Regions from separate parts of the Homo sapiens genome. Here region 2 is linked to region 1. The links are chromatin loops, found by intact Hi-C in ENCODE. Cell type or tissue: OCI-LY7. All regions are shown on one strand. Links, peaks and the distances in the headings refer to the core of each region. The heading gives the core; the rest is flanking DNA.

Region 1 (8,000 bases), core at 1-8,000:
AAGCCTAGATCCCACGACAGTGTATTGGGCACAGATTTCAAAGTGGCATTCTGTGCTGAGCACTATGAGGGCTGACTCGGACCTTTCCCCCAGCTGGCTGCACTCTCGGGCCACATTGTTTCCTGCCCCTCCCTGGAAGGTATGTACCCTTGAAGATAAAGACATCTTCATAGCAGCCTAGGTAGGCTTGCCCACCTCCTGCCTGAACTGTTTTCCTGTAACCTGTGCTCTGGCACTAAGCCAGCAGCCTCCACTCACGGATGCCTTCAGAAACAGCTCTAGGAAATGTCCTTCTGTATTTACTGCAAGGACGTTGAGGATATTAGTCACAACAGTACCCAGTGTTCTTTTAAGATGACCCACAGAGAAATTTTCCTCAAGCGTCAGTAATAAGGAAAGCCATGCTTCTTTCTGAAAAGCTTTCTTTCCTTTTCTTTTTAAAAACTCTTATTCAGGTACTTCCTGTACCATTTTCCTCTTTGCTGTCTGTCAGGAAGCACAGAGCCACTCTGAAAGCTCCTCTCTAGCAAGGGTGCAGGGCTCTAACTGTATTGTCTATATTAACCTCAACTCGGTCTCATCTTGTTTTTGCTGTTATTTTTCCATTTAAAAAATTTCTTCACTTCCTTCCTTTTTTCTTTGTTGCAAACAATTTATAAGATGTTCCAAGTCATTTTCGGAATAAGAAGAAATTTAAATAATGATTCACAACTACTATTTAGTGACTTTTACTCTGTGGTGGTATTTTGTGCTACCTGACTTTACTGAATCCTTGTCGTCATTGTAGTAGGTGAAATAAGCAAAATAACATACATGCTTTTTTCGGTCTTATAGATGAGAAAACAGAGACTTTGAGAAGTGAATTAATTTGCCAAGGTTATCTTGTTATTGAACAACAATGTGAGGCCTTGGTAGTTATCTCTGAAAATCTTCAACTCTCAACACAGCACTTGGCTCATCATAAGAGACCCAATAAAAATCTTTTAAAATACATCTATACAATAAGACAAATAGAGATCATCTCCCTGGCTACTTTATTTACTCAGTACTGAGACAACATTTACTTCCACGCCTCTGAGGTGTTCGAGAGGGATGACAGAGCCTGCAGAATGAGGAAATGACTACCCTGTGGTCGACCACAGCCTCTGATGACCAAAACCCACTTTGTGCAGGCGGTGCTGCGACCAGGCTCGATCTGTCATCGAGAACATTCTGCTCCCAACCTGGCACGGCATGCACTGTGCACACACACCCCACGCTTGGCTTTCCTACCGGGTGGTAAGATGGTTGACCCTGGCAGGTTATCAGTGACATGACAACACCAAGGAAGAAGGGACAGAATTGGCAGCACTGAATTTAAGTAGATTTAAGTAGCCCAGAGGTCCCTGCCTTCAGTTCTGAAACCCAGCAACCCACTTTGTTTGTAATCTGCCTGCCAGATGTCTCTTATCTTTGACACCATGAAATCAGGCCTATATATGCACAGTGAACAGCTCCAGATCTGAGTGTATTTTTAGAACAATGGGACTCAAAAAGAAAACCAGCAATGCCTGTCAAAAGATGGATAATAGGAAAGCTAACTACTTGGGTTTGGATTTGTCAACTATTAATCAAGTGTCAAAAGGAAAAAATATTAGGTGTGTCCTCATTTCCATGCTGGGTGCAATCCAAGGGGGAACAGCTTTGCAGTCCAAGCTCAGCCAAACTGCCCACACCATTTAAGGGGATGAGCTACTAATTTCAAGCTCAGCTGAACTAATGGATCACCTCTGTGGCTCCTCATCCGTTCAAATATAATAGGCTCATGTGTGGGTAAAGAGAGGAGTTGGGGCTCTGACAGGGATGAAATGAATGAGCCTGTGCCGGTCTGTGTTCGTCCAGGGTTTGAAGGCACCAGCTGGTTCTTTGATGGGATGGGATCCTACTGCTAGAAAGAGAGCAGGGAAGTCAGTCTGTAAATGAACCTTCAAACCCGGTCCTGACTTCTGCAAACAGTGGTGGCACAATTAACATGAAAAAGATCCTTTTGAGGTGAAATCCCCAGTTCAGATTTTAGTAAGGATGAAGCAGGCTTACAACTAGAAATTCTGTGGCCAGTGTCTATGTGTATGAGTAACATACACATCATGTATAACATATTTGGGAAATTTACATACATGTACCCCACATAGGTGTGTACACAGATGTAAATATACCTTCAGAACATAAGCAGAGGGTAGAGGCCCCTATCTTGTTCCCTCTAATTCCAGTCCCTAGAACAGTACCTGGAGACTCCTTGGACATACTAACGTGATTCATCCACAAGCACCCTATGAGAATGGAGTTTTCATCACCCCCAGTTTACAGAGGAAGAAAATGAAATGAAGCTAAATCATTTGCTCAAGGTCACATGGCCAGTAAGATCTGAACCTCGGTTTGTCCAAAGCAAGACTGCTACTTTTTCTCTCACACACAATGGCGAGGCAGAGGGAGCTGGAATGGCAACCTCCCCAGCGCCCCATCAGGGGCTACAGCAATAACAGCATCCAGGACTTGCGTGGCCAGAAGGTACACCAGCTGGTCACCACCTGCTGGCACCCTGCATCCCTATCTGGGCTCTGGGGTTAGCAGGTGGGAGTAGGACTGGGGGTGGAGGCCAAGCATCCTAAAAGCTTTATTTTTCTATTATGAGACTTGTTGGGCACTGACTTCATCTTCTTCTTTTTTTTTTGAAACAGGGTCTCACTCTGTTGCCCAGGCTGGAGTGCAGTGGTGTGATCACGGCTCACTATGGCCTTAACCTTCCAAGGCTCAGGTGATCCTCCTGCCTCAGCTTCCCAAGTAGCTGGGACAACAGGTGCACACCACCACGCCTGGCTAATTTTTATATGTTCAGTAGAGACAGGGTTTCGCTATGTTGCCCAGGCTGGCCTGGAGCTCCTGAGCCCAGGTGATTCTCCCACCTCAGCTTCCCAAAGTGCTGGGATTACAAGCGTGAGCCACAGCACACGGCCTGACTTCATCTTTTCAAAAATTTGAAAAGTATTGTCTAGTTTTGTTTCCTTTTAGCCCAGGGTAAAAGGCTCATTGGATGATATAAAACCTCACTGCAAAAGCCAGGGAGTCTCAGAGTCTGCTAAGAGATTGGCCCAAGGAGTATGGTTTTAATGGAGTTCAACTAGGCTAAGTACATGTATGGACTTGAAGGACAAACAGAAATTTGGGGTGTATGCTCTCTTTTCAAATTCCTTTCACGTACAGGAGGCAAAAGCTACCTGGACAGAAAGGCACAGAACTGTGAAGGCCCAGGGCATGCCGGGAGACATCCTGGAGACTGAGAATTTCAATCAGCAAAGTTTGCCACTGCAGTTGGCTGAGATGGGGGTGTGGCTGATCTGACCTGTTGTCTGTAATCCAACGCCTACCCTCAGGGACACTGTCTTATTTTTAGCTCCTGGTATGCTAAGCCCTCCTCCCACACCACAAATATGATTTGCACATTTGTTATCCATTGAAGTTACTTAACTAGAGGGACTTTGGGGGAGCTGGCTTTTTTTTTTTTTTTTTGCATTGCCAGTTAACAGTGACACCTGGTGGTAACACACAGCAAGGTCACATCCTGCCCCCACCATCCCCTGCCCCTCCCCCATGCCTCCCCCAGTTGGAAGATTTATGCCCCCTCCATACAAGGCACATTTGCTAGATAAAAGCATTAAACTGGAATGGCATCTCCGTTCTTAGCATTTACAACCTCGGTTACATCAACCACCCCCTGATCAATGTCCATTTCTAGAGTTTACTGCCTGGATGTAAAAGCCTGCCACAAAGGCTATATTTAATATGGCAAATTAAAAAAGCAAACACTGGTTTGGTCATTCTTTGGAGCCAGGAAAAGCAAATGGGAGCAAGGAAAAACCCAAGCATGATGCACATAAAGATGAACTCTCATGGGGCTGCTAAGTCTGCCTCCACCCCAACTCGATGAAGGCGCCCCTTGGAGGTCCTAAGCCCACCTGCCAGAGGGGCCCACAGACATGGCTGTTCTACAGGGCTGGTGCACATCCCTCTCCTTCCAGAAGACAGGAGGCCTGGGAGCAGCCTCCTGCCCTGAGAGCTTCCCTCACCAGCCCTCTGGCAGACAGGAGAGCCACTTCCAAAGCAAGCTGGTCATCTGCCTAGGGTCGGAAACTCACTACCTCTGGCTTTTCTGAATACTAAGCCAAGGTTCCCACTTGGGCCCTTGCAACGAACACAGCTTTCTCTTCTCCCATGAGGGTAAGTGTGTGTAAGTGTGTCACTCTGACTGCAGTATGGAGAATACCTAGAGGGGCAGGACTGGAAGTGGGACCAGTGGTGAGGTCTGTTGTTCTGGTGGGAGATGATGGTGGCCTGGCCTGGCCTAGTGGTTTGGAGGTGTCGTTTTGAGAGCAATTTTCCAAGTGAGGTAGGCGGGCTTTACTTTTGGTCATGGATGTAGGGTGTGAAGGAAAGAGAAGAATTAAGAACAAACAACAGGATGGATGGCAGGGCCATGTGCTGAGATGGGACTCCATCTCATGCAGGGGACTTGGTTCCTCAGTACTAGTAGGTATGACAGACTGCACTCTGTCACCTAGGCTGGAGTACAGTGGTGCGGTCTTGGCTCACTGCAACATCCGCCTCCCAGGTTCAAGTGATGCTCCTGCCTCAGCTTCCCAATTAGCTGGAATTACAGGTTCCTGCCACCATGCCCAGCTAACTTTTTGTATTTTTAGTAGAGACAGGGTTTCATCATGTTGGCCAGGCTGGTCTTGAACTCCTGACCTCGTGATCTGCCTGCCTCAGACTCCCAAAGCGCTGGGATAACAGGCGTAAGCCACCCACCGCACCCAGCTGCCAGGTATGACTTTTCCATACTAAGTGGCCCACCCACCCACCCCTCTCTCCATGCGGTAATGAGGCTCACAGAGAGACCAGGTTTCCTATTGTCTCAGGCTTCTTCTCCCACTTAGAGAGCTTATTAATTTCAGCATCAAGATGCCAAATCAGCTCTTGATCAAGGATCAAGACTGATTTTTTTTCCCAACTTCAAGATAAGTTTGCAAGTGACATGTGTGAAGCAATCCACCTAGCTCTTCCTCCCCCTCCCTGCCCATCAGGAGGGAGGCCATCTGACTCAACACTTGAACGGAATGTGCTGGAGCAAACAAAGGGAGCTGCGGTCAAGTGGTGGGGCTGCGTGTTCCTCCACCTGAGGCTCCCTGAACACCAGCTCAAGATTCAGCAAGGTCCAATTCCGGGTTTAATTGCTTTCAGCAGCAAAAAAGAGAACTAGAAATGAAAAGATAATGAATTGAGAATATTAGCTTATTTGATGGTTCTAAACTTGAAGGATGGGATGGAGTGGGTGTAGGAAAAATAGAATGGATGGGGAATGTGAAAATCAGACCTTTAACTCTTGGTTGTAATAGGCATCTAAAAGGATTTACTTCAAGATAAACTCATTATGTTCTTGAGTTGCACTTTAAGTCACAGCACAATCAGCTCCAGGGGCACCGCCCAGGGAGGACTATTTTCACCCTAAATTGATTCTGTACGGAATAAAAATGCCTGGGGACAGAAGCTGCTTAGGATGCGCCCCTGTGCTCATGAAACTATGACTGATTCTGGGACTAAGGGATGTGACGGGAAAGGGACAGGAAGAAAAAAGGAAATGGGAAATCAAGAGCAAAAAACAGCAAAGGACAATAAATCAATTCAAGAAGATATTACCATCACTCCCAGGGAGTGCAAGGTTTCTAAGGAGCAAGCTGGCTCTCCTCACTGCACAGTCAGAGCAGCCTTTCCACTCCTCAGGGAATGAGTTGACTCCTAACTCCCACCCCACTGAAGAGGATCAGAGATGTGCCTCTAGAAGCTAGGAAGATGCAGGGATTCCGCTGCAGGCGTGAAGCTGGTGAGGCTGAAGGAGCTGCAGGGCTCAGAGCGGCACAGAGTGCCAGGCCCAGCTTTCGCCCCAGCAGCAGACCTACCCTGGGATGGCAGTTCCAGGATGCAGGCTGCTCCCACCTGGAAGGAAAGCTTGGAGAAGAGGGGCAGAGTAGATTTGGGGTCTCATGTCTGGGGAATGCTGTTGTGCTGAGTTTTAGCTCTTAGTCCTAAAGTAACCAGCAACAGCTTCTTCTCCTAGAGGTGATACAGCTTTTCTCAAATAAGCATGGTCAAACTCTTAGAAATTGGAATCATCTAGTTTCAGAATCAGAAAAGGCCCTTTAAGCCATTAGTCTGGCAACTCTTAAGGTTCTTCGGGTCACAGATTCCTATTAGAACCTATGAATGGTTCCTATTAGAAAAAGGCACATGTGCACCTGCCTGCACACAAACAATTTTGCTTTGCACTTGTGAGGGTTCATGGCACCGATGCCCATCTAAGACCTGCCGTGGAGTCGACATATGCCATATCAGGAACCCAGCACTTTCACTTTGCTGTTGAAGAAGCCAAGGCATGAAGAAGTGCCAGGCACCTGGTCTCCAGGCCTAGAAGCAGATTCCCCTCCAACCAGGAGGGTGCTGAGTCCTCTCTAGCACACCGTCTTTCTGCTTCTTGACCCTCTGGAATTGTTGCTGACTTTGCAGCAGAGGAAAAGGTTACTGGCAAAGAGAAACACATCTAGTAAAAATACCATCTCTAGTGCTGGCACAGTTAAAGAATTATCTTAACCTGGCAGGGTGACAGAGAAAAGAGCAGAGATGCCTCAACTCTGCTTGCCATTAGCAAATCATCTGTAATTTAGAACAAACGTAAAGGGATGCGGGTGATCAGGCAGACGTACCTCCTGGCAGCCTCTTGTAATTTCACGGGCTGTTTGACACTGAGGTAAATCAAGCAGGCATCAGCCACTTTATTCAGGTCACCCTCACCTGCAGAAAAGAAAAACAAAACAAGCATCAGCCCTTACACTTCATTTGGGACAAGCAGTGACCAACTGTGTCTGGAGAAACTGCAACAGCTAGGCAAGATGCTCTGGGCTCTCTACTCCATCCCGCCAAAGAACACATCAAGATAAATGGACAAATGAGGCCAAAATAAGACGGAAGGAGGTACACAGAGGGGAGGGGAGGGGGGCACGACTGAGCAGAGGGCATGATGGCAGGGGTGAGACAGATGCTAAGTGTGTGTGTTCAGGTGGAACTGCCTGGTACCCACCTAGGTCCAGTCTCTCACAGAGGGGGCCCAGGCCCTGTAAGACAGCCAGCTGCAACTTGAAGGCCAGCGTGTGCGAGTAAACTGGTCCAGCCCTGGCACTGATGGGGGCCTGGGTGACTAGGGAGCCAGCCAGCTTTGGCAGGACATCTTTGCAGAACCGGCTGCGAAGAAAGTCACCACACTTGCTTCCCAGGGTACGTAAAACCTGCAGAAACAGCCTCCAACCTGGTGAGTGAACATTGCCAAGGCAGCAAGAGAGCTAAAGAATGCTTGGTAATTCGATTTCATCTAGGTCTCTGCTTGGGGGAAAAAAAAAATAGAATTACTGCTGTTAATTCCTTGCCCATGGTTTGTGATTCTGACAGTTATGAATTTGGAGGTCTCTGCTCCCAAGGCATGGCTGCTTCTACCCATAAATACAGATTACATGGGGAATAATTCAAAGGAATCTTGGGTTGGATGAATAATATGATTAATATCTTGATTTCCCTCCCATTTTTGTTAAAAAAAAAAAAAAGAGAAGAGCTTAAAGCAGTTCACATAGATCATTTCTTGAATCTTCCTAACATCCCTTGAGAAAATATGTATGCTTTAAACTCTAGCTAGCTGAGCAAACACAAATACTATGGTCCAGCTGCTGCCACATGCAGGCATCAGGAGGTTAGTGACTGGGCCGAGGTCCCTGGGCTGAACCAAGGCAGGGTCCCTGAAGTTGCAGCCGACTCGGTGTTCCTTCTGTTCAGCTGCACAATCTCTTATGCACATCACCCTCATTCTATCTTTCAGAACAGATAGTTTCTTTGCATGTCTTGTTTTAAACTTTCTCTAGCAGAAC
Region 2 (15,712 bases), core at 4,246-12,245, 380 kb before region 1:
GATGTGATGTCACTTCCAAGATTAAGTGATAAAAAGACCATGGGGGGCTGGGCGCAGTGGCTCATGCCTGTAATCCCAGCACTTTGGGAGGCCAAGGTGGGCAGATCATGAGGTCAGGAGTTCAAGACCAGCCTGGCCAACATGGTGAAACCCCATCTCTACTAAAAATACAAAATTAGCCAGGTGTGGTGGCGGGCACCTGTAATCCCAGCTACTTGGGAGGCTGAGGCAGAGAATTGCTTAAACCCAGGAGGTGGAGTTTGCAGTGAGCCAAGATCGTGCCACTGCACTCCAGCCTGGGCAACAAGAGCAAGACTCCATCTCAAAAAAAGGAAAAAAAAGAGACTATGGCTTTTGTCTTGGGGTGGCCCTCTATTTCTCTCTCTCCCTTTCAGGGCTGTCTCTCTCTAGGGCAATCAAGCTGCCACGATATGATATGATATGATATGATATGATATGATATGATATGATATGATATGACATGATATGATATGATATAGGCTATGATAGGATATTATATGATATGCCATGATACTTCAGCCATCTGAAGTGGCAGGGAACTGATGTCTCTACAGCCAGTGAGGACTGGAGGCCTGTCCACACTCACAAGAGTGAGTTTAGAAGTGGATCTTCCCCAGGTTGAGCCTTTGATTTTTTGAGACAGGGTCTTGCTCTGTTGCCCAGGCTGGAGGGCAGTGGCACAATCTTGGCTCACTGCAACCTCCACCTCACAGGTTCAAGAGATCCTCGTGCCTCAGCCTCCTGAGTAGCAGGGATTACAGGCATGCACCACCACACATGGCTAATTTTTGTATTATTAGTAGAGATGGGGTTTTACCATGTTGGCCGGGCTGGTCTTCAGCTCCTGATCTCAAGCGATCTGCCTGCTTTGGCCTCCCAAAGTGCTGGGATTATGGGAGTGAGTCACCACGCCCGGCCTCCCAGTTGAGCCTTGGGGTGATTGAGCCCCAGCCAACACCTTGACTGCCCACTCCTAAGATACCCTGAGACACAACCATTCAGTGAAGCCACTCCTGGGTTCCTGACCACAGAAACTGAGATGATCACTGCTTGTTGTTTCAGATGCTAAGTCTGGGCTAATTTGTTATGCAGCAATAAATAACCAATGCATCTTACTGGGCTTCCTTCCCTTTCCTGTCCTGCCTCCCGCACTTTCTCACCAGTCTTCACTGGGAGCACTCTTTTTTTTTTTTGAGATGGAGTTTCACTCTTGTCGTCCAGGCTGGAGTGCAATGGGGCAATCTCGGCTCACTGCAACCTCCGCCTCCCAGGTTCAAGTGATTCTCCTGCCTCAGCCTCCTGAGTAGCTGGAATTACAGGCACCTGCCACCACGCCCAGCTAATTTTTTGTATTTTTTTTAGTAGAGATGGGGTTTCTTGGCCAGGCTGGTCTCAAACTCCTGACCTCGTGATCCACCTGCCTTGGCCTCCTGAAGTGCTGGGATTACAGGCGTGAGCCACTGCGCCCGGCCTGGAGCGCTCTGTTAATACACCACCTGCACAGATATCCTTGTCTGCTTCTGGGGAACCCAACTCAACACACTCCTATAGGCTTGTGCTAATATACATTGTTGGCATTTGGAGGGGGATGAGCTGTTTTCCCCATGGCTTCACCTACACCATGCACATCAAACTTTTACACGCAAATATAGCCTTGAACTGGACAAGCCAAGATAACTTTAATCCCAAAGACAGTTCCACAGGGAGGTCTGGGTTTTGGGGCTGCAGTCACTGACCCACTGCCACTGACCCACCTGTAGCACCTCCTGTACATTCCCACCTCTCTGACTTTGCTTAGGCTGGACCTCACCCTCACTTCACCTGCCTATCTTGTCATCCTTCCCATAAGGCCAAGATCCTAAATACCCGTCCTCCAGAGCATCTCCTGACCTCTCCATCTGGAAGTGATGCTTCCCTCCCCTTGAGCTCCCTTCACCCTCTGTGCCTCCTTCTGATGGCTTTCTGATGGGTTTTACCCAACTTATCATTATTTCTGCTCAAGTATTATCTCCCTGCCTGCACAAAGAGCTCTTTTCAGGCTGAGATCCACCTCCCTGGAAAGTGGTTGGTACAGAGAAGTCATGGAGACACTGTGTGAATGAACACCCAGACTCAGGGATGTCCTGGTGGGCCAGATGGCAGCCATCCTGAACCCCCTAGTCTCTGTCTGCCCCACACCCAGCAGCCCTCCTCACTCGTCCTCCTCCCTAGCATCCCTCAACCACTGTATTAGTCTGTTTTCACACTGCTATAAAGAACTACCTGAGACTGGGTAATTTATGAGAAAAAGAGGTTTAATTGACTCACCATTCTGCAGGCTTCACAGGAGACATGACTGGGAGGCCTCAGGAAACATACAGTCACGGCGGAAGGTGAAGGGGAAGCAAGGACCTTCTTCACATGGTGGCTGGAGAGAGAAAGAGCGAAGAGGGCAGTGCTACACATTTTTAAATCATCACATCTTGTGAGAACTCACTCACTATCACGAGAACAGCAAAGGGGAAATCTGCCCCCATGATATGGTCACCTCCCACCAGGCCCCTCTCCCAATTCAAAATGTGATTTGGGCAGGGACACAAATCCAAACCATGTCAACCATGCTCTGGTTGAGACCTCATTACCTGTGCTGACAATCAAGGCCCCCCCGTGACACTGCTGCTCCCACCCCCGCCCACTCTTGCTGCCCCTGCTACCCGCACTGTCTATTCCAGCCATGCAGAGCTACTCATAGTTATCTAGAAACCAAACTAGCTGCCATTTTCGGAGCCATGTCTCAGGCCCTGTGCTAAGCATTTTACATCCTCATGATTGCTGTGTGTGGGGTACCATTTTCAGCCCCATTTTATAGGCAAGAAAACCAAGGCACAGAGAAGCTAAGTGTACACAGCCGGCAAGAAGCTGAGGCAGCTGCTTTTGGTGCTCTGCTGCCTCTTTCATCTTTCCTGGGGGTCACCAGTAGACGGCTCTTGGACATGCCTCACCCGAGGGCATTCTTTGGCCTCCTGAAGGTCGCTCAGCCAGCAGGGGCAGGCCAGAAGTCACGGAGTTCAAACCTCAGGAGCAGCCCTCAATCAATGGGGAGGAGTCCCGCTTCCTCGTCCCTCGCAGGGACAATGTTGCACGTCCTTTCTCTGAGTCCTCAGCCGGATAAGCTCCAGTTACCTGCTCACGAACACACCCGTATTGACCTCTTTCTCTTCCCAGTCTCACCTCCCCACTCTTTCAACGTGCTGGGACCACCTCCCAGATAAACCATGTGCACCCAAATCCTTGTCACAGGATCTGTTTTGAGGAAAACCAACAGGAAGCAACAGCAGAGTGGAATTTGCACCCAGTCTGCCTGCCTGGGGCCACTCTGCTGCCCAGACATCCAGACATGACTGGCTGTGCCAATGGCTTCATGTTCCTGTCCATCTTGCCCCAAACCCCACCCATCTCTGCCCACCCTCCTCTGTTTAAAAGACCCTGCTTACCTAGATTTTTGTGTTTTTTGGAGACAGAGTCTTGCTCTGTCGCCCAGGCTGGAGTGCAGTGGCACGATCTTGGCTCACTGCAACCTCTGCCTCCCGGGTTCAAGTGATTCTCCTATTTCAGCCTCCAGAGTAGCTGGGATTACAATACAATTTTTTTTTTAAATTTTTAGCAGAGATGGGGTTTGGCCATGTTGGCCAGGCTGGTCTCGAACTCCTGACCTCATGCGATCCACCCGCCTTGGCCTCCCAAAGTGCTGGGATTACAGGCATGAACCATCGCACCCGGCCTTACATAGATATTCATAAGAAAATTTCACTGACATCCTTTTTCCCAGTTAGAATTGACCACTCCCTTAGGATCTCAACAGACAGACTTCTCCCCAGCCCCCATCATATCCCAGTGCCCTTATTTGTGGGCTTTGGGCACCACCTACCAACCTGGGATGTCCTACTCATGGAGAACTTGCTCTCGTGTCTTCTTCACTATGGAAATACCCCGGTCCACCCAGGACTAAACACACAGCAGGTGCTAATCCACCTTTGAATCCACTGTGGCCCCAACCACAGATCTCTCCTCCTCTTTCTGCCCCCTCACCTCTTCCCACCCCGCCGCCCACGCATTTTACATCATTTCTGAGAGGTACACCGCTGTTTCCATCTCTTTGCTGGCCTGTTTGGCCACCCTAAGGGTGTCTCGCCCTCTCGTTCTCTGATACATGGTTTCTCTGTCTCTCTTTCTCTCTGCAGACTTCTATCTCACTCCATCGCACTCATTTATTTTCCTATCTGCCTCCCCAACTGGATTGTGAGTCCTTTGAGGCCCTAATGTATCTTGTTTATCGCTATATCCACATTGTGCCCTTCGTGCATTATCTACTACAGACTGCATGCTAATAAATGTTTGTTGAATGGATGAATTAATTAATTACTTAATACACGTATCCCTGGATCCCTCAATGGAAGGACATAGAAACTGATATAAATTCTTAGGATTGTAAGTGACAGAAACCCAACTCAAGCTAGCTTAAGCAAAAGAAGAAATGTATTGACTTAATTATTAGGAAGTCCAAGTAGACTTCAGGCATGGCTGGATCCAGAAACCAAACAAAGTCAACAGTTGACTCTCACTCATCCTCCTTCTCTCTGTGTATATCTCTTTGCCTCTCTGTATCTTTTTTCATGTTGGCTCTGGTTCTCTTTCAGTTTTGACCACATTCTCCTGTATCATAGTCAAGTGCAAATGCAAGACTTAGTCCTCTCTCTCTGGGCCTCAATTTCCCTCATCTGTAAAGCAAAGAGTCAATTCAACCTCTTGCTCTCTAAGCCTCCTTTATAGCAATGTAGTCTTAAAGGGGATCCAAGATAATGTTCTCATTTTCTAGTTAGGAAAAACTGAGGCCCAGAGAAGCAAGTGATTTGTTCAAGGTTACCCAACAAGTTAGGGGCGGGGCTGACACCATAACCCAAGTCTCAAACCTTCATGGAAAAGAAGGACAATATTATTTTTGACACAGAGAACCCCAGAGAGAAGGGCCTTGATACTGAGTCAGAGTCACCCACCTCCTCTCTGCTTCCATTCTATCCTATCCAAATGCTGAGAATCCTGGACCACCGAAGGTTTTGTATCAAGTGCGTTTACCTCCCATAACCCCAGACCTGGATTTGAAAATCAGCTCCACCACTTGGCAGCTGTGGCCCTGGCAAGTCATTTCTCATCTGAGCCTCTGCTTTTTTCATCTGGAGAATGGGACAATGAGCCCTACCTTCTGGGTTGTTGTGAGGACTCCAGGAGGAGATGAGAGTAACTCTCTTAGCAAGGCCTTGCATGAGGTGGTAGGCCATAACTCATCCCAGTTAGGCTGGGATCATCCCAGTTTGGCTGGGATCATCCCAGTTTTAAAACTTAAACTCTTGGCTGGTTGTGGTAGCTCGTGCGTGTAACCCCAGCACTTTGGAAGGCTGAGGCAGGAGGATCACCTGTGTCCGGGAGTTCAAGACCAGCCTGGGCAACATACTGACACCTCATCTCTGCAAATTATTAAAATATTAGCTGGGTATGATGGTGCATGCCTGTAGTCCCAGCCACTCAGGAGGCTGAGGTGGGAGGATCACTTGAGCCTGGGAGGTCAAGGGTGCAGTGAGCCAAGATCTCACTACAGCACTCCAGCCTGGGTGACAGAATGAGACCCCATCTCAGCAAACAAACAAACAAACAGAAAAACAAACTTAAAGTCTTACATCCCAGGAAGCTGTTTGTCCTAGGCCAATCTGATGGTTGGTTACGGATGTCGTTTGGATGTGTGTCCCTTCCCAAATCTCATAGTGAACTGTAATCCCCAATGTTGGAGGTGGGGCCTGGTGGGAGGTGACTGGATCATGGGGGCATATTTCTCATGAATGGTTGAGCGCCATCCCCCTTGGTACTGTCCTTGTGATAGTGAGTGAGTTCTCTTGAGATCTGGTTGTTTAGAAGTGTGTAGTACCTCTCCCCTCACTCTTTTGCTTCTCCTCCCACCATGTAAAGATGCCTGCTTCCACTTTGCCTTCTGCCATGATTGTAAGTTTCCTGAGGTTTCCCAGAAGCCGAGCAGATGCCAGCATCATGCTTCCTGTACAGCTTTCAGAACTGTCAGCCAATTAAACTTTCTTTCTTTATAAATTACCCAGTCTCAGGTATTTCTTTACAGCAATGTGAAAACGGACTAATACAGCTATCCTCTCAGTCAGGCACCTATACTGGGCAGCAGGGAGGAAGCAGTATTCTCAGAAGATCCCATAAATCAGGCCTGAACAAAGCCAGATCTCTCAGAAAGATGGAGGAATCTTGCCCAAGACAATGCTGAGAAGAAACTTTCCGGGCCTTTGGGCCCTTTGAAGTTTGGAGCAATTTGTACAACAAGAAGCCTGAGAGGCTGTTTCTGCCTCCTCCTCCACCTGTCTGTCCCTCCAGCTTCTTGGACATTCAGGGGCTCTCAGAAACTCTGACTCCAAGAACACATAGCTGGAGAAAACCCTGATTCTCACCCAATCTCACTGGGCACTCTCCCACTGTACAGATGGCAAAACCAAGGCCCAGAGAGGGAAGCCCCTTGCCCAAAGTTTCATGGTAGACTGTCTCCAGCATGGCTGACCTTGCAGATATGCTCCTGGATGCTTTCAGTGAAAATTCAGTTTACACCCATGCTGGGAGTAGGGGTTGGGGGAGACAAGTGAGTGATGTCTGTGTGGCAAGGGGAATGAGCACAGGCTCAAAGCCCAGCTCCCCAAGCCACAAACTTGCTGAGTGACTCCCCTGGGCCTCAGTGACCCATCAGTGAAATGAAGGCGATAATCTTGCCTGGGGTGCCCCAGGCGCTGTGGCTAAGTGACAAAGAGCAGTGGGTAGCGTTAGTCCTTGTATGGCTAGCAGAGCAGAAAGAGCCTTCACAGACTGATTTTAGTGTGTCTGGAATCTTGGGCATTCCCAGATCACCCCTTAGCTACCACCTGTACTATTAGTTACTTAATATATTTCTTTAAAATAACTTAAAGTATTTTAAAGGAATATGAAACATTACTTGTTATGATGTACTAGTTTATATATATATATATATATATATATTTTTTTTTTTTTTTTTTTTTTTGAGATGGAGTCTTGCTCTATTGCCCAGGCTGGAGTGCAGTGGTGTGATCTTGGCTCACTGCAACCTCCACCTCCCAGGTCCAAGTGATTCTCCTGCCTCAGCCTGCCGACTAGCTGGGACTACAGGCGTGTGCCACCATGCCTGGCTAATTTTTGTATTTTTAGTACAGACATGGTTTCTCCATTTTGGCCAGGCTGGTCTTGAACTCCTGACTTCAAGTGATCTGCTTGCCTCAGCCTCCCAAAGTGCTGGTATTACAGGCATGAGCCGCCACTCCTGGCCTACTTATATATTTCTTTCTAGCACTACTTAAAGTAAATTCAAAGTATTCAAACAAAAAAGTTGGATCCCGGAATGCCTCCAAACCTAGGGCATATCCCCAGCAGCATGCATGTTGTACTTCGTTAAACATTGATTTCATCCTATCCCTGCTCCCTGCATCCCATTGTAAACTCAGATCCAGAGAGGAACAAGGACAGAACTGAAGTCACAGAGAGAGTTAGCCACAGGGTGGGCGCTAGAGTCTAGACCCCTCCACTGTTCCCACCATTCCAAGGTAGGAGCCCTTGCTGAAAGGAGGAGCCAGGGCTTTTCCTGCTTCCAGATATTTTCACGTCCTGTGTCCCCACCTGGAAAGCCCTTTCCCCTCAATTGTCCCAGGCCAACTCCCAGATTAACTCCCGTTCATCCTTTGAAACTCTGGGGAGCTTCCCTGGCAAGCAGAGCAAGTCTGTCTCCCTCATGTGACACCCCATCCCAGATTATAATGACCTGTTTGGGAATCTTTCTCCACACTGAGACAGGGAGGCCCAGTTCTGATTATCTCCACCCTGAATGTGCTCCCTGGGGCTGGACACCCAGGAGGCTCCGGGCAGCACTGATTAATTAGGGAAATCTGAAAACAGTGGAGCCCAGAGCCCTGGATCAGTCCTGTCTGGGTCCCAAGAGGGACAGGGCCACCAGGCTGGCAGCTTGTCCCAAGTGATGAACTAGTTCAGCCAGGGCCCCCATCACTCCACTAGATACATTTCAGCTGCTGAGAAAAAAGTTCAGGGGCTCACCTGGGTCTGTTGCTTAGCAACAGGAGGCTGTAAATGACATCGCTCCTGACACTTTAACTAACCCCTCCATGGCAGGTGGAGGATAATGAAGGCAAAGGCAGACAGTGAGACGGAATTGAAAGCCAGACTCAGGAGTGAACAGAGGCAGGTTCTGGGAAATATGGAAGCCTGCAGCAGGCAGTTGTGGGCCTGGGTATATGGGAGGGGTCCTTGAGACAGTTGGTGGCTGCTCTGTTCCTGGGAGTTCTGTTCAGGTGTCCTGGGCTTATGTGTGCCAGCCTTTAAAGGGGATTTGCTAGGCTTGGTCCCTAGTAACAGGTTGGTAATTCCCTGGGCACTATGTCTGTAATTCCAGCAGTTGCCGCTAGGAGGACAGCAGCAACTTCAAAGGTAGACGACTCAGGGTAGACATAACTATACACCTATCAAATCTATGAGTTGGCAGGGAACCTAGTTTAGAAGGGAGCATTTAATAAGCACCGCCTTACTTTTATTAACTCACAAGATCCTCATAATACCTCTCCATGATTACAGAGGTATTTCCACGTTAAAGATGAAGAAACTGAAAGCTATTCATTCAACAAGTATTTGTTGAGCTCCTCTTGTAAGGCAGTTACTGCTGTAGGGTCTGCATAGACAGCAGTGAGCAAGACAGATGGAAATCCCTGCCCTATGGCATTCTAATCAAGGGATAGATAATAAAGAAGAGAAATGAGTAAAATATATGGTATATTAGAAGATGACAAGGGCTGTGGAGAAAAATAAAGCAGAAAAAGATATTGAAAGGGACCCAGGGGGAATGGGTACATGGAGTAGTCAGAAAAAGCCTTAGGGAGGGGCATTTGAGCAAAGGCCAGAAAGAAGTGAGGAGGAAGTCATATGACTATTCAGGGGATGTGCATGCCAGGCAAAGGTCCTGCGGTAGGTGTAAGCTTGGTATATTTCAGGTTTGGAAGGAGGCCAGCATGGCTGCTGCTGGGTTAGAAAGGAGGAAAGCAGAAAGACATGAAGTAGGCCATTGTAAGAACTCTGGGTATTTCTCTGCATGAGATGGGAGCCACAGGAGTATGAGTGTTGAATTTGCCAAATAAAAATACAGGATGACGACTAGGCGAGGTGGCTCATGCCTGTAATTGCAGATCTTTGGGAGGCTGAGGTGGGCAGATTGCCTGAGCCCAGGAGTTCAAGATCAGCCTTAGCAACATGGCAAAACTCCACCCCTACAAAAAATATGAATGTGGTCGCATGTGCCTGTAGTCCCAGCTACTCAGGAGGCTGCGATGAGAGAATCACCTGAGCCTGGGAAGTTGAGGCTGCAGTGAGTCTTGATTGCACCACTGCACTCCAGCCTGGGCAATGATGTGAGACCTAATCTCAAAAAAAAAAAAAAATCCATAAAAGGGTGCCCAGTTAAATTTGAATTTCAGATAAAGCACACAAAAAAATTTTCGTCTAAGTATGTCCCCAATGTCGCATGGGATATGCTTATAATAAAAATTATGTGCTGTTTATCTGAACTTCAAATTTAACTGGGCATCTTGTATTTTATCTGACAAACTAACATGGGAGGGTCTTGAGCAGAGGAGTGACATGGTCTGACTTGGATTTCAAGTGGATCTCTCTGGCCAGTGTGTGGTAGACAGTCTGAGGGGTGTTATGGTGGAAGCTAGAGGCCCCATGAAGAGGTCGTTACAAATGACCCAGGTAAGAGATGATGGAGATTTGGAGCAGGGTGGTTGTGAGAAGAAGTCAGGTTCTAGACACATTTTACAGGTAGAACAAGCAATGCTTCCTGTTGGATTAAACGTGGAGTGTGAAAGAAAGAGGGGTCAAAGCTGACTCTGAGGTTTTGGGCCTGAATGGCTGGAAGGATGAAGGAGTCATTTACTGAGATAAAGAAGGGTAAGGATGAGTGGATTAGTGGGGAAGAAAGGGGAAAATCAGGGGTTCAGGTTTGGGTATTTTAAGTTTGAAATGTTATGAGGCATTCCACAGGGAGATGTGAGATGGGATGCTGTACAGGTTAAATAGTGTCCCTCCAAAATTTGTGTTTACCCAGAACCTGTGAAGGTTTTTGCAGATATAATAAAGTTAACATGAGGTCAGACTGGATTAGGGTGGGTCCTAATCCAATGACTGGTGTCCTTATAAGAAGAGGGAAATTTGAGCATAGAGAAATACACAGAGGGAAGATGCTGTGAAGACATTAACACCATGTGAAGATGGAGGCGAAGACTGGAGGGAAACATCAAGCCTAGGGATGCCATGGGTCGCTGGGATCTGCTAGGACAGATCTAGAGGTCTGCAGGAGGGGCTCTGGGTGGGGCTATGATTTAGGACACATCAGGGCACAGATGATATTAATATATTATTTTTTAATTTAAAAATTTTTTTTTGAGACAGAGTTGCGCTGTGTCACCCAGGCTAGAGTGCAGTGGCACGATCTCGGCTCACTGCAACCTCCGCCTCCTGGGTTCAAGCGATTTGCCTGCCTCAGCCTCCCAAGTAGCTGGGATTACAAGCACATGCCACCACGCTCAGCTAATTTTTTATATTTTTAGTAGAGATGTGGCTTCACCATATTGGCCAGCTGGTCTTGAACTCCTGGCCTCAAGTGATCCACCCTCCTCAGCCTCCCAAAGTGTTGGGATTACAGGCATGAGCCACTGCACCCGGCCTGACATTAATATTTGAAGTCATAGATTAGATAATATCACCAAAGCAGTGAAAGTAGATGAAGAGGAGAGGAGGACCAAGGACTGAGTCCTGGGGCCCCAGACTGAACAGGTGGGAAGTTAAGGGGTAGCCAAGGAAGGGTACAGAGAAGAAGCTGCTGGTGAGGTGGGAGGAGCACCAGGCAAAGGCATGTGGAGAAAGTGTTTCCAGAAGAACATGATCAATTGTATCTATTGCTGCTTTAGGGGCCAGTAAGATGAAAACAGAGGAGTCACCATCGGGTGAGCAGCCTGGAGGTCATTGGGGATTTCGGCCAAGTCAGTTTTTGAGGGGTGGTAGGGGATTAAGCCTGATTGGAGTGGGCTCAAGAGAGAATGGAGGCTAATGCAGGCAGATCACTTGAGTCCAGGAGTTTGAGACCAGCATGGATGACATGGTGAAACCCCATCTCTACAGAAAATACAAAAATTAGCAGGTATGGCGGTGCGTGTCTGTACTCCCAGCTACTCAGGATGCTGAGGTAGGAGGATCACTTGAGCCCAGGAGTTGGAGGTTGCAGTGAGCCGAGATTGTGTCACTGCACTCCAGCCTGGACAACAGAGTGAGACCCCATCTCAAAATAATAAAAAAGAGAGAAAATGGAAGATTCTTCCTCTTCTTTTTCTTATTCCTCTTATCCTCTTCTCCCCTCTCCTCTCCCTTTCTCCTTTCCCTTTCCTTCCCCTCTCTTGGAGGTGCCAGAATTACCAGGGACTGAGGAGGCAGCAGGACCAAGAAGGCAGCAGCCTGGCTGGAGACCATGGATGTAGGGGAGCCATGGTCATGGTCATCATGGTTGGGGTATTGTTTGCATATAGGAAGCTGAGCAAACATTGAGGGTAATGGGAGCCAGCTCTCCCTCCCCATCTAATCAGCACCCCATTCCTGCCAATTGCCCCTCCATAATCTTGTGATCCTCACGCAGTGTGCCTCTGCACACATATTTACTGCAGTTCTATTCATTCATTGATTTAACAAATAGTTTTGAGCCTGCTACTGGCTGCTGGATGGAGATCTTAGGATATAGCAGTGAACAACACACAGTCCCTGCCGTCTTGGGACTCACATCCTAGAGAAAAAGATAGACATTAATCCAAGAATCACACAAAGAAATGTCAAATTTCAACAATGATAAGTGCCTTACAGAAGAGGTCCCTTGGGCTTTTAGCACATAATAATGGGAGTTTGACTTGCATTGACCTGAGAAGATAACTTTTGAGTGGAGACCTAGTGGTGGAGGTGGTAGGAGATAACTAGGCAAAGAGCCAGAGAGAGTGGTCTAGGCAGGGGACATAGGTGGCCAAGGTCTACTGGGTGTGGGGGGTTGGGGGTTCAGGGCACATGTGAGCAGGGCAAGGAGGAGTGGTGAAGATGAGGCCATGTGTTGGGTGCAGTGGTTCACGTCTGTACTCCCAGCTACTTGGGAGGCCAAGACAGGAGGATTGTGTGAGGCCAGGAGTTTGAGACTAGCCTGAGCAACACAGCGAGACCCTGTCTCTACAAAAATAAATCAATAAATAAGGCCAAAGGATGAGCAGAGCCCAGAACATGCAGGACCTCGTAGGCCATGATAAGGAGTTTAGTTTCTTTCTAAGAGCACTAGAAAGCCAGCATAGGGGTTTAATCAGGTGCAACATGATCTGGTTTGTATTCTTTAAACAATTTTTTTAAACTGACACATAGTAATTGTGCATATTTATGGGGCATTAGTGATGTTTTGATACATATAATGTATAGCAATCAGATCAGAGTAATTAGCATATCTGTCATCTCAAATATTTATCATTTCTTTGTGTTGGGAACATTCAATATCCTTCTTGCAGTTATTTGAAACTAATACATTATTGTTAACCCTAGTCATCCTACACTGGTATAGAACACTAGAACTTGTTCCTGGTATCTAGCTGTAATTTTGTATCCTTTAACAAAACTCTCCCTATCCCCACTCCCTTAACCCTGCCCAGCCTCTGCTAGCCTGTGTTCTAATTTTTACTTCTATGAGATTAGCATTTTTTAGCTTCCACATATGAGTGATAACACATGGTGTTTAATTTTCTGTTTCTGGCTTATTTCACTTAACATAACGTTTGTATTCTTAAAAGATTATTTGGCTGATGTCTGGAAAATGGATTGTAAGAGTGCGAGAGTGGAAGCGGGGAGACCACAGAGGTGGTTTTTGTCTTGTAGGAGAGAGAGGATGGCAGCTGGACTAGGGCATCGGACATGGTGATAGAGAGGAAGTAGGAGACAGAAGTGCTGGGATGAGTGGGATGAATGGTATCTTGACTGGTGGGGAGGGTGTGTTGAGGAGTCAGGCTTTGGACTTAGTAGGAGGGTGGATAGTGGGGCTGATCCCCAAGAGCCCAGAAAACAGGGAGAGCAACAGGCTTTGAGGGCTGATGGGGCATTTTGTTTGAGACTTGCTGCAAAATGTCCACAAGGAACATTTGAGCAAGCTGTTGGTTGTGCAGATCAGAGTTCAGACTAAGGCAGTGACTTCAGCCTCAACTTATCAGCGACAAGCATTTGAACAAGCCTAACTTTTACTTATCTCAATGCGCAGATGAGAATGAACTGTCCAGGAGAAATGATCTCAGGCTGGATCAATCAGAGAAGGTGTCATGGAGGAGGTGGGACTGGAGCTGGGTCTTGAATGATGGGTAGGATTTAAGGAAGGGAAGGGAGGGTGTACCAGGCAGCATGAACAAAGGTACTGAGGTGAGAATAAGCATGGGGCATGCCGAGGGTCACAGAAAATGACGAACAGCCCATTTTGGGTGATGGCCACTTCTGTGGAGGCAGGGAAGGAGGAATGAGGTCCAGGAGGGGAGATCAGGAGCCCTCAGAGTTCCTCATAATGTTTTAGTGCTTAAGCTGTGTGCTGGGAAGATGAGCATTTGTTATGTGATTAACTCTATTTTCTTGTTCTTAGATATAGTCTGTCACCCAGGCAGACTCATTGCAACCTTTCCCTTCCAGGCTCAAGCTATCCTCCCACCTCAGCGTCCTGAGTAGCTGGTACTACAGGTGCATGCCACCATGGCTGGCTAATTAAAAAAATTTTTTTTGTACAGATGAGGTCTCACTATGTTGCCCAGGCTGCTCTCAAACTCCTGGACTCCCTTCTCCTTCAGCCCCCCAAAGTGCTGGGATTACAGGCATGAGCCACTGTGGCTGGCCTGATTGACTTTCTCTCTCTCTATATATATTTTTTGTTTGTTTGTTTGTTTGTTTTGTTTTGTTTTTGAGATGGTCTATCACCCAGGCTGGAGTGCAGTGGCATGATCTTGGCTCACTGCAACCTCCGCCTCCTGGGTTCAAATGATTCTCCTGCCTCAGCCTCCTGAGTAGCTGGGATTACAGGCGTGCACCATCATGCCCGGCTAATTTTTGCATTTTTAGTAGAGACGGGGTTTCACCATGTTGGTCAGGCTGGTCTCGAACTCCTGACCTTGTGATCCACCCACCTTGGCCTCCCAAAGTGTTGAAATTACAGGCGAGAGCCACCGCACCCGGCTGATTGACTATGTTTTGTATGGTTAAGATCATTTTTTATAATTCGTGGTCTAGAGGGGCGAATAGAGGGGAGAGTAGAGAGGGGTCTCTTAGGCTTGAGTTTACATTGCAGCTTCCTAATGGTGTGACTGTGGGCCTATGGATAAGGGACTTCATGCATTTGAACCTCTTTTCATCTGTAAAATGGGCATGAAGAACTCTTACCTCATCATCTCTCCTTCCCTCTCTCCTTCCATTTCTTCCTTCTTCCCTCCCTCTCTTTCTCTTCCTTCCTTCTGATAAATATTTACTATGTGTCTACAGTGTGGAAGGCCCTGCACAAGGTCCGAGAGATATGTTCCCTTATGGTACTTACAGTCTTTAGAGAGAGATATGAATCAAACATATACATGAATGCACCACTGCAGACAGTGATAAGAGCTATGAAGACAACAAACAAGAGCTTCCGTGGTGAAGAATAAAAAGATACTGAGACAGGGTGGCCAGGGAAGGTATTTCAGAGGAGATGTGAAGGAGTTTGCCTTGGAGGGGGTGAAGAGAGAGGGGAATGTGTCGGTCAGAGAGCACAGCATGAGCAAAGGTCCTGAGGTGCGAAGCACACAGGGAGCTTTGAATGTTGGTGTTAGCAGTCCAGCCAGAGAGTGCCAGGCAAGGGGGAGAGAGGCATGGCAGGAGAGGTTGGGAAGACATGTGCATTCAGGAACATGGGCTTGCAGAGCACGTAGCACGGTGCTTGGTGTGCGTGCTCAGGAAATGCTGGTGGCCTTTCTTCCCACCCCTTCTTGGGGGCCATGGCTAGGGTGACAAATGGACTTCTGAGGGCAGAAAGGGGGCCTGGAGGCCTGGGAAGCCTCTAAAGAGCACCTATGGTAGCTATGACGATGAATCCAACTCCTTACTTCCTCCCCAGCATGCCCCCAATTGTATGTTCCCACTCTTTACCATGTTATTTTGCAGTGCCCTCCCATTGCAACTTGAGTGGACGTTGCTCAGCCATGGGACTTGCTCTGGCCAATGGGATGAGAGCAGAGGTGCATCGAGCAGGGGCTTGATAAGCACTTCCGTGGTTGGGCTTGCCTGCTTGTGCCTCAGCTACTGCCACAAGAACATGCCCAGCCTAGCCTGCTGGTCCTGGGAGGAGGAGGGGGCAGAGCTGAGCTACCCCAGCCAAGCCAACCCAGCTGACCCACAGACTTACAAGTTAATTAAATGCTGCTTGTTGTTTACCACGGGGATTTTTCTGGCTGTTCTGTGTGTAGCACTCATTTCTTTGCTCCAGTGGGGTCCCTGGATCTGGGTCTTT

What was found. A loop is a pair of places that touch in the nucleus more often than their neighbours do. Peaks named below come from ENCODE experiments on the same cell type or tissue, not always from the same donor. Only the 100,000 strongest peaks of a DNase experiment are listed, where the experiment ranks them.
Region 2: a loop joins it to region 1, with 4 times the contacts of the local background. A loop is called at or near these places in 2 of 110 quality-filtered maps.

The regions. Positions count from the first base shown.
Region 1 is chr20:37,989,584-37,997,583 of GRCh38, forward strand. TTI1 (TELO2 interacting protein 1) reads right to left here. Exons shown (of 8, transcript NM_001303457.2): 6 at 7,166-7,370; 7 at 6,792-6,879. Among named protein-coding and RNA genes, the nearest start is that of TTI1, 40 kb to the right of the region's middle. RefSeq lists an enhancer at 1,002-1,081. In OCI-LY7, for the core only: CTCF peaks have their summits at 3,537 (motif pointing left) and 3,739; DNase peaks (open chromatin) are centred at 1,138 and 3,568.
Region 2 is chr20:37,607,478-37,623,189 of GRCh38, forward strand. LINC00489 (long intergenic non-protein coding RNA 489) reads right to left here and starts at 15,642. Exons shown (of 3, transcript NR_047461.1): 1 at 15,352-15,642; 2 at 14,614-14,723; 3 at 11,821-11,962. In OCI-LY7, for the core only: CTCF peaks have their summits at 8,558 and 8,757; a DNase peak (open chromatin) is centred at 8,554.